Linked DNA regions of Mus musculus: regions 2 and 3 are each linked to region 1. The links are chromatin loops, found by intact Hi-C in ENCODE. Cell type or tissue: left cerebral cortex. All regions are shown on one strand. Each heading gives the region's core, and the rest is flanking DNA. Links, peaks and the distances in the headings are about the cores only.

Region 1 (4,577 bases), core at 666-3,165:
CAGCAGCTGACCCTATGAAAGGATGGAGACCCAGGGGTTCAAGCTGCTTGACATTTTCCGGGTGATGTCACATTGGTCCTGTGGCCAAATTCAAGGCATTCTGACCTGAATCTTGTTCTCCTAAACTTCCCAAACATGCAGCTTCTGTCTCGCCAACTTTTGGTCACAGCTGATGGTTAAGTGAAAATTCAGCCGCGGTTGGCTTTTCAGCACCTGGGACAGCGGCTGGCCCAATGGACTCTCTGCGCTGACATTTCCAAGCTTTGGAACACAGGGCTTGCAGGTTGGTGCCCTCCAGCAGTGGAGCCCATGCTTTCCCTCCCTTAGATATCCCAATGGACAACTAAGGTTACCCAGATGCCAGACAGACCTCCAGGGGATGGAGGCTAATGCCTTTAAAACCCTCTTGGCCAGGGTCTGAGCAGGCAAGAACATTGGAATATGAGTAGGTTCAGGACATCACCATAAAAACCACAATAAAACAGAGACTGGGGCAAGTTTCTGTTGTCCTATACCTCCTGCCTGTGAACACTGGGGGGAGAAGGAAGATCCACAACTAACAATCTCTTATCAAATTTGTCTTCTTTAACATCACTATAACGGCAACAGTAGTGTGTCCTAAAATCTCATGGTAAAGAAATAAAGGAGCCAAGCACCCTCCCTGGTCCTAAGGACACCCCTGCTTCCTCATCCTTCTTCATGTGTGCACCTTCCAACCTCTCCACTCACAGAGAAACACACATGCAAACAGGAAATAACAAGTCTTTTCTTAAAAACAAAACAAAATGGATATAAGTTCTCCTTCTTGATTGTTGCATATTATTCCACATTAATAGAACTACACATTATTAAAGTATTCCTGTACTAGTACATGTATCAGCAAATGTTCTTCTGAGACAGTAACTAATAAGACAGAAATCAGAGGGGGAGAGGGGGTGAGGGGGAGGAAGAGAGGGAGAGAGAGAGGAAGGGAGGGAGGGAGCAGAGACTTATGGAGTCTAATGAATCAGTTCACTTGACCATGGATGGAGACTTGATAAGCCCATAGTCTACAGGGCAAATTGGCAGGCCTAAATCCCAGGGCGGGCTGTAGTTGAGTGTAGATGTGATCTGTTATCAGAATTCCATCCACTTGTGGGGGAGCTGTCTTTTTGCTTTGAAGCCATCAACTGACTGGATAAGGCCCACCCATGTTATTCATAGAGGGGAATCAATCACCTCTACTCAAAATCTACTTGTTTAAATGTTGCTTTTTCATGTTAAAAAAACTGAAATGTTGCCAGTAATGTCTGGCCAAATAACATTTGGTGGTATATCCTACCGAAATTAACACATAACACAATTCACATAGGCATGCAAATAGTCCTGACACCATCACTACATGGCCGGTTCCTGGCTGTGAATTGCTGTCCATGTCATTTTCCTTTGTCTTCACTGGGATCTTCTGAGGTACACAGACCTGCCCTGTTCTTCATAATGGACTGAGGCTTGGGATGCAGATTTGCCCAATAGTAACCTTGAGATCTAACTCACTCTGTGGCCAGCTCTATGGGCTTCAGCCTCTTGCCTTAACTTTCTCATCTGCTAAATGAGCTTCACATCAGCATCAAATGTACAAGTTGATGTACAAGTTCTGAGTTCCACTTTCTGACTATTGCTTATTACACATGTATAGATTTTTTAAAGCACTCTCCTGTTATAAGTGTATTAAAAATGACTTTTTAGAGACACATAACCAACGGGATAGACAGAAATGAGAGTGTGCCATATTGGATAGAAGTATAAGCAATGCTCAGTAAGGAAAAGATGCCATTTCTCCTCTTATTCTGATGCAGGGGCTGGACCCCACTTGGACGTGGTCCTAGAGTATCCCCAGCCTCCTGGTCATAGGCAGGTGCATAGACTCTTTCCAACCCACGGCTGTCATCAGCAGGCTGAGGAGGTGCCTTAATTAAGAAGCAGCCCCTCCTGCCACAAGCAGTGCCTTTTCACTTCCTGGCCCAAGCTGTACTGTTGTCACAGTTGATGATCTACAAAGGAGATCTGAGAAACATTAGCACTCTCAAAACCCACGCTCCAGACCCAGTGGGGCCCACCTCACCATCTGCTGTGGGCCCCAAGCCGAGCAGGCAGCAACGGAGACGAGGATTTAGAACCTGCTCTCATTCCAAGGCGGAGGAGGTTGCTGGACTCAGACTGGCTGAGCTCTAGTGAGTGCTTGCCCTCTGCCAGGCCCAGCTATTTCTGAAAGGTTCTATGGCCACTCTGACCTGTTCTCCCTCTGACGCTGGACTTGCCCCAGGACCACAGGAAGGCAGGATGCTGAGAGGCCACAGTCATCTGTTCCCATCTGCCATTTACACCACCAAGGGCTGGCAGGAGGATTCCTGTGGAGGGAAGCAGGGGTCTTAGACAAGACAACCGGCTTTCTACTCTCCTTACCTACCCCCATATAGAACTGAGAAATGGGGTCACTGTTTGCATCTAACCGTGAATGGTTGATACCAGAGGAAACAGGCATGGATTTCTTGGCTTCTGAGATGGAGATTGGGCTATGAGATGGGAAGGTGGATAGATCCTGGCAGAGCTGGTCCACTGGCTCTTCTTGCCCAGTGCTGCTTAAGGATGCCAGAGGAGAGTCATGAGGAAAAACAGAAATCTAATGGTAGCTTGCAATGTTCCTTACTGTCTCAGCCCTAGGACAGGAAAATTAAATAAAGAGAAAAAGTTGAAAGCCAATGAAATTGGTGGAGAGCAAGGAAACAGGGAGACTTAATGCTGTTTGCTGGAAGACGTTAGGGCTGGAAACCCACAGACCCTCACCCAGAACAGGGTGCATGGATGAAAGTTGGTTGGATCCATCTTAGCCTGAAATCATTCCACATATTCGAGGTAGCTGAAGATGAGCCCAAACAAGAAGTCCCCAGAGTAAACACTCAACGAGTTGTTAACTTGGGGGAATCTGTGGGTATAAAGAGGCTGCGATCAAAGAAAGACTACATGCCCACAAAGAGAAGGGGCAGGCATCTATCTATGACATCACAAACACTGAGGTGCTGGGCCAGACCCCAGGACTGACCCTGAGGTCACAGACAAAGCTCACAAAGCACATATGACAAAAGGAATACTCTTACCTACCACCATATGACCTCATATGCTTGGCTTTTCTTGGGGCTAAAAAAGAAGGAAGGTTTGCAGCAGGCAACAACTGAACTGCTGATCACAAGTGCCCCAGCCCTAGTGTAGATGGACAGGCTAAGAAACCTTAGGAGCAACAGAGCAGCCTGCTGTTCACAAGCTGCGTGCTGAGAGTCAAGGCAAAATGAATGTCAGTAATAAGTACGTGACTCCTGATGAAACGTGTGACAAAAGCCTCTCTCTCCCCATCATCGTGTAGCTCTGGGAGCAACAGCTGAGAGGTGGAGCCTGTTCTCAAGGCCTCAGCACGAAGATGGGACTGTGACTGGGGCTGTGCCAGTGGAATGAGGGACTTGGTTATATATCCATCCATTTCTTTTTGGCTGTTCCTGGTGGTGTTAACTTTCAGGAACTGTAGCTGACCTGTACCTCAGCTGAGCAAAGCACCACAGGGGCCTGCAGGGAATGACGCCTCAGCCCTAGATATTCCTGTACCTTGTGGAATTATAACCTAGGTCATGAAGCAGACAACTGGAATGGCATCCTTAAAGACTGGTGTGAAGGTAATAGACCTAAAATTGGACAAGATCACTGGGGCTAGTTAGTCTAGAATCCCACTCCACACAGAATATCTTGCTGGACCACTCAAGCAAAATTCATCCCCTGCTTACAGAGCCTAAGAGAGCAGGAGTGTTCCTTCCTAAGCCCCACTCTCCTATAGAAAGCCCTATCGATGAGGCAGGGTTACTTAGTCTTTGCTGCAAAAGTCTACCTCTGCCATTACATCATTCTGCCTTCTGGCACCATGCTGAAGGAAAGCCAGAAGAAATTCCTCTGCGTGTATGGTGAGCCAGAGAGCAGCTTCTCAAGACACCCATGTCCTAATCCCAGCACTGTGGCTGGGTCTCCTCACCTGGAAGACATTGAGGGACTTGAGTCAGGGACCACTGATTCTTCCGGATTCTCCAGAAGTACCTGTGTAGTCTTGAGGCCCCTGTAAAAGAGAAGACCCAGAAGATCTGGAGCTGAGATGCTATGACAAGAGTAGCTGTGAAACAGGTGTGGTGGTTTGAATAGGTTTGGCCACCATAAACTCATGTTTGCCCACAGGGAGTGGCGCTATTAGGACGTGTAGTCTTATTAGAGTACATGTGGCCTTGTTGGAGGAAGTGTGTCACTGTGGAGGTGGGCTGTGAGGTCTCCTATGCTCAAGCTCCTCCCTGTGTGGAATTCCAGTCTCCTCCTGGTTGCCTTTGGATCAAGATGTAGAACCCTCAGCTCTTTCTCAGAACCCTGTCTGCCTGAAGGCTGCTATGCTTCCTGCCATGATGATAATGGACTGAACCTCAGAGACCATAAGCCAACCCTAATTAAATGTTTTCTTTTATAAGAGTTACCTTGGTCCTGTGTCTGCTCACAGCAATAAAACCATAACTAAG
Region 2 (4,577 bases), core at 1,413-3,912, 290 kb before region 1:
TAGCAACACAATGCACATTAGTATGTCTGTTGCTTTCCCTGGTGCTGTGGCTCACTACTGCCGATCAGCATCTTGAGAAATATCCAGACTGGAAATATTGCTAGGCTGGAAAAATTCCAAAATTCAAACTAAAACATGGCTTCCAGTGGCAAACATTCCTTTTGTAACACGGCAAAGATGAAAATTACCCTGAGTTGAACCATCCTGAGCCAGAGGCTATTGTTCTATATGCCAGCTCAGTGAGCTCATGGTGCAGTCTCGTTTGCTTAAAAGAACCTCTGTGTCTCCAAGAAGAAAGTTGCTTTTTCCAAATTTGCATGGTTGAAAGGGGGGTCACAGCCCAGCATCTCATAGGAGGTGCTACAGCCAGGCTCTTCTGTGACCTCAAGACTGCCTTTGAGGCAGCTCTGCCAGCTCAGGTCTGAGGACACCTCTCACAGCCCTGACCAGACTCTACCTGCTTTGAAAATTGCTTCAAAGCCACTGCCAGGCCCCCTGCTCTCCAGGATGCCTTTCAAACTAGTGCCTTCTTCCCTTGAGTCCAAATGGCAGGGCTGAGCAGCAGGGCTGATTAGCTTCCGAGAGCACACTTTATGCTGCCTCTTCTCCTTGTTTGAACTACAAAAGGGAATTTTCTCGTCTGAATAGCAGCTTCAACTTTCTGTCTTATTCTGTAAGAAGAGAAAGCACTCAGAAAGAGGAGCGATGCTGTCAGCATTTTTTTTTTCAATTTTCAAATGAGTTTCCCAAAGCTGGTGGCTTCTTTTGGTGGTCAGAGTGTGTGTGGGGGGGTGGGGTGGGGGGGGTGTCCAGGAGTTTTGTAAGAGCTGGGTCAGATCAGCTAGCAGTGGACAAACACTTTGAGTGAAAGGGTATCTGAAGGATGATTTTGTGTTTTGTTAGGGGAATGATTTATGGGACCAGGATGTCTAAGTCCTGTCAGCATTTCAGGGCAAGGTGAGTTAATGTCCAGGTGAGAGTCTCTTAAACTGGTGCTTCGTTGGTGGAAACACTGTATACAAGGCGAACCTGGGAAGCCACACTGGGGTCGTCCTTGGAGACGTCAGGGAGAGGCAGAAAGGTCACTGGGGTAGTCAACTCTCTCTCCGAAGAGTGCCAAGGCTGAAGAGGGTAAGTAACCTTTTGCAGTGGGTAAGAGTAAATGCTCTTGGGATTATGGATCGCCTATTGTCTGTTGCAATGCCAGGCTCTGCCTTTCCGGCACAAACGTAGGTATGGAAGGCATTTAGATGAGTGAGCTTGGCTGGTCCTTGATATAAATGTCCAAGGAACTGCTGGTACACTGGATTGGCAGCAGCATACAGTTACCAGCTTTCAGAAGGCCAGAAGAGGTGGGAGAACCAGGGTAACCGAGGAGGGTGGCCTTTCCTTAGCTTATTTGTGGGGTAGAGAGAGGAAGAAAGGGGAGATGAAAGGAAGAAAGAAAGGAAAGGGGGTGGAAAGATCAAGGGAGGAAGAGATGGGAGGGAGGGATGGAGATGGGGTAAAGAGAGAGAGAGAATTAAAATTCTCTATGACCCTTTATAACCAAATGACAACCTACTTTTCAGGTGTCTAATTACTTCTTGGGTGTCTATTCCATCACATGAGACTTCAAGGTATGAGGGACCAGTTGTTCAGGGTTCCTGTTATGGATAGAAACCCCAAACCCATCTCTAAACCCCACCCAGGGATTCCTGGCAGGATCTGGGTTTCCTTGTTGCTTTGTTCTACTTTCATCCCTGACTCTTTTTCTTCCTCTTCTTCTACCCAGTGAGTACCCGCCTGGATCACAGCTCTTATCCTCCAATTTCTGCAGAATATTGTTCACTGGAGACCACTTGATGTGGTAGGATTTGCTGGGAATTGGGTTTGAAAATCCCTTGGTCATTCTCGAGGGACTTCTCCCTGATTAGCATCCTCCCTTGTCTGAATCCTTCCTCTATGAAATGACAATGTTTTATGGTGTAGCAGACAAGGTGGTAGTGAACATTCTTTGAGGCAGAGAGAGAGTACCAGGACCAGTGTACACTCACAGGAGAGACTAAGGGGTACAGCAGTAGAGAGAACAGTGGGGATGACCCGAAAAGAGGCTATGTGAAGGGGCTGCTGACATGAGAGGTGATTTTCAGTGGATGGGAAAGAGAAAGGACATTCAGGGCACAGGGGAGAACTTAGAAAATGCTAATAAGGCCTCCAGGAGGGAGTCCATCTTCATACATCGATTTCATTGGCCTGTTTATTAAACTCATCTTTTCTTTTCAAAAGGAAAAGCTATAATTAGTTTCCTAATCTTTATTTTCTTGGGCTATTGAAGTATTTTGAATCAATATTCTTGAGATATTCATTTCCTTGAAGTGCCAGAAACAATGAAATAAGAAATGTTTTTATATAAAAATTCAATTACGAATATTAAAATGCTCCATGTAACTAGATCTGTAAGTTGATGATAAGCATTTTCTGAGTAAAAAGTCTGGCTGTTAATGCTGGCAAAAACAACTCTTTGTCTACATTTGCAAAGGAGCAGTTTCACAGAACAGCATTGCCATGATGGACATGTGTGGGAGCCTCCTCTGGTTCCAGTTTCCTCTAAGTGGAGGTGGTAACTTCTGTCTTGGAACCCACATGACTCTGGAGGAAAGTGACTATACTACCAGCCTGCTGGGACACCTGACTTGTGTAGATTTGTCCATTCCTCCACCCCTCAGGTCACAGCTCACAGTGAATGTCTAGTCAGACCCGGCCCAGCCAGAGCAAGGGGTTCTTCTGGGGTTCTTGAGAGAGGCATCCTCTCTTCTGAGTGGGCACTGTGTGAATGAGAGAGCAGCCTACTCAGTTGCTGTGGCCCAGAAATAAGCTAGCCCGAGGACAAAATAGAGCCAAGAACTTGGAGAAAACAAAGCGAGGGCTCTGAGCCATCCAGAACAATTGGATCACATTGTGCCTAAAGCCTGCCACCTCCGGAATTTTCCTTTATTGTTGAAGGCAAGTTGTGTTAGATTTCCATTCTAGCTGTTGTGTTTCTTGAAAACATCCTCAATCTGTATTCATCTTTTATGGTGACCTGTGAGGACCTGGGCTCAAAAGTGCAAGGAGCTCAGTCGAAGGCACCTAGAGTGCCCTGGTTAGTAATAGTCTGGATGTTTTCCATGTATCCAGAATGTGCATGCAAAGAGAACTCGGCAGTGCAGAGGAGTCAAAGGCTTGGGGAGGTTGCTCATCTGCTGTGTTGAGAATTTGTAGCAAAAGCTCCAAGGAGAAGGCACGGCTGTAGTGCTTTTATTGGATCTCGAGTCTCATCCAGACGACTTCCCTGCTGGGCTGTGTTAGGCAGGGACTGGGAGGGAGCACATTGGACCAGCTTCCTAAAGCTCAACCTGGTTAATGAGGGGTGCAGAGTTGAGGAAATCAACTCCTCAAGGGCCCACGGAAGGCAGCAAATCGTTTTCTTCTCATTAAAAGTAGTATATGAGCATCGTAGATGGTGAAGAAAAGTATAGCCCAGAAAAGCAGCAGTCATTTGAATTCCTTCACTCAGGTGTTCTCTATTGGTATCTGCGCATCCTCGCACATTCCAAATGTATAATTTTCTGTCAGAGCCATTTTCCCTCAAAAATAGTATCTTTGTAGTCAGTTCCGTGGTTGCATAATGTTTTGCTGTTGGGTTTTCTTTGCATAACTACTTCTCTTTTGTTGAATATTCAAGTAATTTGTCAGTTGTTTTTCTTTTGTTTAAAGGAGACTGCTTGTTAGGGCATTTTAGGCTCCGAGGAAAATTGAGGAAAAAGGTAGAGATTCTGTGTACAAATGCATGCTGTTTAGAGCCATCTTCTTGGTCGCTTGTCCCTAAGGTTGGCTTCTCTCCAGGCCAGCTGAGTGGGTTGTCCTCTCATCCACACAAAAAGGAGAAATGAAGCCTTGTCCCAAGAGCCACTGCAAGGGACACCACTGCTCTGATCAGGCCAACCCTGGCCAGGTACTCACCTTGGCTTCCACCTGACGGATGGAGGTCCTGTCTACCCAGGATAAGCATCCCAGAATGACAGGCAATAGAGTCAGCTTTCCTGGACCTGTATGAATCCCAACATCGCTAGATAGAAATCACTTGTCCCATCAGAGTGGAAAGTGTTTAATAATTATGGATCTGGTGTCTCTCCAATTTATAACAGGGTTCACTCCACTCACTCTGAGTTTAGCAGATTTACAATGTCCGTCATTATAGAATTATGAGGTAGTTTCATCATCCTGAACATCCTTCCCTCTACCCTGACCCCTGGTAGCTGCTAATCTTTTGACCATTCCCATAATACTGCCTTTTACAGAATGTCATACAGTTGACATTATATAATAAACATACAAGCTTTTCCATACCAGTTTATTCTAGTTAGTGATACAAATTTAAGTTTTTCCTGTGTCTTCTCATGGCTTGATAGCACATTACTTTTGGTTGTTGGATAATATTTCATTGCTTAGATTTATCACAGCTCACTTATCCATTCACCAACTGATGGACATCTTGGTTACTTCCAATTTTGGGCAATTTTGAATAAAAATTCTAAAAACACTCATGTTCGGGT
Region 3 (4,577 bases), core at 1,086-3,585, 120 kb before region 1:
AAGAGCTGCGAGGTACGTGGGAACGTCCATTTCTTACAGATGAGAAAAACCTTGGCTGCTGATTCATATAAGCAACTAATTAGAGACCCCAAAGTCCATTTGTCAGATATTGTGACCATAATGTCACATAACAAAAGACCCACAAGTTCAGGAAATGACAGCAAAAGTCTCTTTATTGGCAGATATGGTCACTGTGGGTTTCGTGCCAGACTGTTTTGGTCCATTTCTGGGGTCTCCTCTTCCTTCCTCTGGGATGGTGATCATAAACTTATTCTTCAGAGTAGATGAGAGATGGCAAGATTCCATGCCAAGACAGGCAACTTCCTAACAGTGCTGGCCAGGACTCCTATCAATGGAAAGGAAGTGAACTCCAACCTCTTCGACTGGGAAGTCTGATAAGGTCACATGGGAAGAGACCAGGTGCTCCATTTGACCACCAGGAGTAAAATGAGAGGAATGGGAAATGCCACACATACCTCGCTACCCGGGAGGAAACACCAGGGTCCAAATTGATCCTCTGTCACTAGAATGCACTGTGACCCCGCTTCCTTTCTTCTGTCCCCTCCATGCCTATGCAGACCAAACTCTAGCTCATGATCTTGATGGGGATGGAGAAGCCTGAGAGAGTTAGCAGACCTAGATAGCTTCTCTGTCTCTCTGAGAAGTCGACTGCTGCCAGCATCCCATGCTGGCTGGTAAGCCAGGGAGGAAAATCACACTTTGTCACCAAGGTCCATTCATCAGCAATGCCTGATTCCTGCCCATCAAGGCAGGAGACTGCTCATGCCCAGCTTCTGGGAAGATGCCTTACATCTGGGACAAAGTGACTTTAAAATATCGTAGTAATCCCGCCCCCCCCCCCCCACACACACAGTATTTTATTCAGACTCGTCTGTGAACTTCAACTCCTGGTATCTTAGTGGGGACTTTACTGCCCATATCTATCTTCTTTCTATATCTGGGGTTCGAGATGCTCTGTACTGACACACCAACTATAGGAAATGGCCATTGTCCTGAGTATGGGATCCAGTGTTCTGAGTTCTGGCCTCATGCTTTTGTTCCTTCCCAGGCCTCTATTTTCCTGTTTGTAAAATGGGCTTAGGCCACCATATCTGTCCAAGAACCTTCCCATCCAGGAAGTTCCCAGTCCCAGGATGCTGGCACACCACTGATGGTTCTAGACTCTGTTCTGCCTATGTTCATGCTCTAAGTTCATTGATCCAAAACACTTACTGTCCAGAGCACTCAGTCACTGAGGGAGGAAGGGCAACTAGGTAAGTGTGGGGGAAGGGCCTGGTTAGCTCAGAGCTGTCAGACTCCAGAGCCAATGGCCACGACAACAGCCTGGAGTGCAATATGAACACAGGCACTCAGGTCCCTGGAACCCTCAGTAGGAACTACATTGAACAGGATCTCCAGGCCATTGTAACGCACACCTTACAGCTTGGGTACACTGATATTGTAGGTACTGTCTCCATGTTTCCCATTAGAGGCTCGCTCTTGCTCTCTCTCTCCCTCTCTCTCTCTTTGTGTGTGTGTGTGTGTGTGTGTGTGTGTGTGTGTATGTGTTTCTACATACTTCTAGCTGTCTTCATTTCCAGCAGCTCCACCAGGGTCTCTTCGCCAGAAGGCTGCCCTGGGGCTTCTGGAGGCCCCTTTGCCCTTGACACAGACAGCCTGAGGGCTTAGAAACTTACATCCACTCCGGGGTAGCCCTTTACCCAGGGCTTCCCAAACTTTCCCAGTTCACTGAAGCCCAGGTGTCTTAGTCATTTCACAAAGAACTCACTCTAAGGCCAAAAGCTTGACATAAACAAAACGGAAAAAAAAAAAAGCCAAACTATCAGTTGCATCTATTTAGTAGCATGGGTCAAATAGCTTTAACAATATTTATAGCCTAATGCTGCAACCACCACTTGTAATGATACATAAAAGTGAAGGCAGAAAATAACATGTCAATTTTACCCATAAATAACCTCATTTGTGTATTGACAGGATGCACGTGCCTGTTTGCCACTGCCTAAACTCTTCCCTGCTTGGAATCTGACTGGGTGCTGGCTGCCCTCATTCCCTGTTCCAGCTGATTTCTACCAGGTCCGGGCTTTTGATCCCAGCTGCTGCTTCACACCCAGCATCACAGAGATGTGACGTCATTCAAGGGAATGTAGGACAATCTGATGCTTAAACGGAACTGTCTTGAGAGTGGGTGTCTGGCAGCTGATGCCGTGTTTTCCTCTGAAAATTCAAATATCCGACAGCAGCTTGGGTCATTTGGCTCAGGGATCGGAAGGCACGATCCAGCCTATAATTGATGTTGCCTGTACCTCGGCATACAGCTTCTTCACCTGGTTCAAATAAGAATGACTCTGAGCAAGACCTGAGCTGTTCACAGTGGCACCCAGAGCCTCAGGTATAGCAGATTAAGATAGAACCTATTACCTGACCACCTTTCCACGTGTTCTCTTCCCAGTCCAGTCTCCACTCTCCACTCCTGGATGTCTGTGGGAATATTTCCTCATAAGGACTCTATCTCAGGGTCTGCTTAAGGTACCCTGCCTAAGAAAAAGGTGCTCTGAGAGGAAGACTTGAACTAGTGCAAGGTGGTGTCATCCATGGGAGAACGTGGCTCCCTCTACCTTGAACAATGATCGTGGAGGGAAAACTGAGGGCCAAGTCCAGACATATTAAGGGAGTAGGGTTACCAGCACTAGCCACAGGCTAGATAAGGAACAGCTAGAGAAGTATGTATATCATCCAGCTGAGTGATGCCACAGATGGTCCTGGGAGTAAAGAGCCAGAGTTTGGCAAGAACATTTGCTAAGTTCTCATTCCCACATACCAATTACAACCTCTGAAATCCCAATTGTAAGAGAGAGGAGAGAGAAAGTTGAGCAGGCAAATTTTCTCCACCCACTTTTTAAAAAAGGTTTTGTTTAAATGCGTGCTTGATATGCTGCTCCCAGCTTCATTAACCTCCTAATAATTATACTAATTATGCCACGATCTCTGCATAAGGATGTGTTTGGAAGCCCCGGCTCCCGCTCAACTACAAATGGCAGACAGCCTGTGCCTGAGCCGCTGTGTTTCTGTTCCGCCCTGAAATGTTTTAAGCAAACAGAAGCAGCACCTGTTGAGCACCACACTGGCTGGGGGTGGCTGAGCTTGAGCAACCTGAGCATGCGCACAGCAGGGCCCCACACACTGCTGAGTCTTGACACATAGGTTCCTCCGAGGAGCAGATAAGTGAGCTGAGCACTACCGTGTTTGCAGTTGCCCCTCTATTTCCTGCGTGTGGATGAAATGTGACCAGCTGCTTCAAGCTCCTGCCGCCTTGACTCTCCCACCTTGATGGACTGGCTATCCATCTTGAACGGGGAGTGGAATAAGCCCCTCCCCCTTCAATAGCTTTTTGTCAGACTGTTTACAATGAGAGAAGAAGCCAAGACACTAAGGAACCACAGCAGCTTCAGAAGGTCCTACTGATGGCTCGACCTCCTGAAACTGTTAATCAGCCGCATTTACAAATTAAGACCCAGGCACCGGGGAACAGGAGAACAGCCCCTTTCATTACCTAGAAGGGAAACATCAGCAATACGTCTTCTGAAAATCCCAGTAACCTCAAGAAGGAAGGCAGCAGACAGTGGCTGGAAGAAGGGAGACCTCAGAAGAAAAGAACTGAAGAGGCATGAGCAGGATTCGGAGCAGACGGCTGGATTCCAGTGTCTGGGCGGAAGGCTCCAGTGTCTGGGCGGAAGGCTCCAGTGTCTGGGCGGAAGGCTCCAGTGTCTGGGCGGAAGGCTCCAGTGTCTGGGCTGGCACTTTGAGTTCCACCCAGAGCCAGGGCACAGCTGAGGCTGGCCAAGTAGAGAGCCATTCCTGAATCTCCACTATGTTCAGACCAAGACAATATGTGTGTATTTGTGTGTGTGTGTGTGTGTGTGTATGTGTGTGTGTGTGTGTGTGTGTGTATGAGAGAGAGAGAGAGAGAGAGAGAAAGGTAGAGAGAGAGAGAGAGAAAGGTAGAGAGAGAGAGAGAGAGAGAGAGAGAGAAAGGTAGAGAGAGCCAAGTTTATTAAGAAATATATCATTTTATATACAGTTTTCTTGAAATTAAAAATGGGACAATGTCAGCAAAGGGCTCACATACAATGGGAAGAAGTCAGTGAGAAGCTAATCAAGTAGTGTTGAAGAAACAGAAATCCTGGTATCTCAAAAGCGTGCGTCACAAAAGAGTATACGGCAGCCCTGGGACTGAGGATGGCAGCCCTTTAGGGTGGAAAGATCTGTGTTCTCCCCCAGGTCCCTGGCCCCAGGCCATAACTGCCTCTGCCAAGCCTATAACTGGTTTTAGATGAGAAGCTGTGTTTCTTCTTTGCACATCGGGTTCTCAGGGAAAAGCTCCCCAGCCCTGGCCACAAGCTGTTCCTAGTTAGGCTGAGCATAGTCCTGGTGTTGAGAAGGAGCTATGTTCCTTCTCCATACATCAGGGCCTCAGGAAACGCCTTAATGGACCTGGCCTTCAGCAGCTATCAAAACCATTGGTGACCTTGAGAAGGAATATCTATCAAACAGAATGA

Evidence for each region. A loop is a pair of places that touch in the nucleus more often than their neighbours do. Peaks named below come from ENCODE experiments on the same cell type or tissue, not always from the same donor. Only the 100,000 strongest peaks of a DNase experiment are listed, where the experiment ranks them.
Region 2: it touches region 1 in a loop (2.7-fold over the local background); 2 of 42 quality-filtered maps call a loop at or near these places.
Region 3: a loop joins it to region 1, with 2.5 times the contacts of the local background. A loop is called at or near these places in 2 of 42 quality-filtered maps.

The regions. Positions count from the first base shown.
Region 1 is chr11:71,937,084-71,941,660 of GRCm38, forward strand. 4930401O10Rik (RIKEN cDNA 4930401O10 gene) reads right to left here and starts at 3,039. Exons shown (of 5, transcript NR_045942.1): 1 at 2,824-3,039; 2 at 2,490-2,696; 3 at 2,271-2,387. In left cerebral cortex, for the core only: no CTCF peak of the experiment used is centred there; a DNase peak (open chromatin) is centred at 2,091.
Region 2 is chr11:71,649,351-71,653,927 of GRCm38, forward strand. It overlaps Gm33964 (a long non-coding RNA gene), which reads left to right and starts at 669. Exons shown (of 4, transcript XR_879992.2): 1 at 669-1,131; 2 at 1,775-1,849. In left cerebral cortex, for the core only: no CTCF peak of the experiment used is centred there; DNase peaks (open chromatin) are centred at 2,629, 2,848, 3,214 and 3,617; H3K27ac peaks cover 1,941 bases.
Region 3 is chr11:71,817,923-71,822,499 of GRCm38, forward strand. Gm34127 (a long non-coding RNA gene) reads right to left here and starts at 3,795. Exons shown (of 2, transcript XR_388818.1): 1 at 3,572-3,795; 2 at 156-346. In left cerebral cortex, for the core only: no CTCF peak of the experiment used is centred there; DNase peaks (open chromatin) are centred at 2,172, 2,818 and 3,103.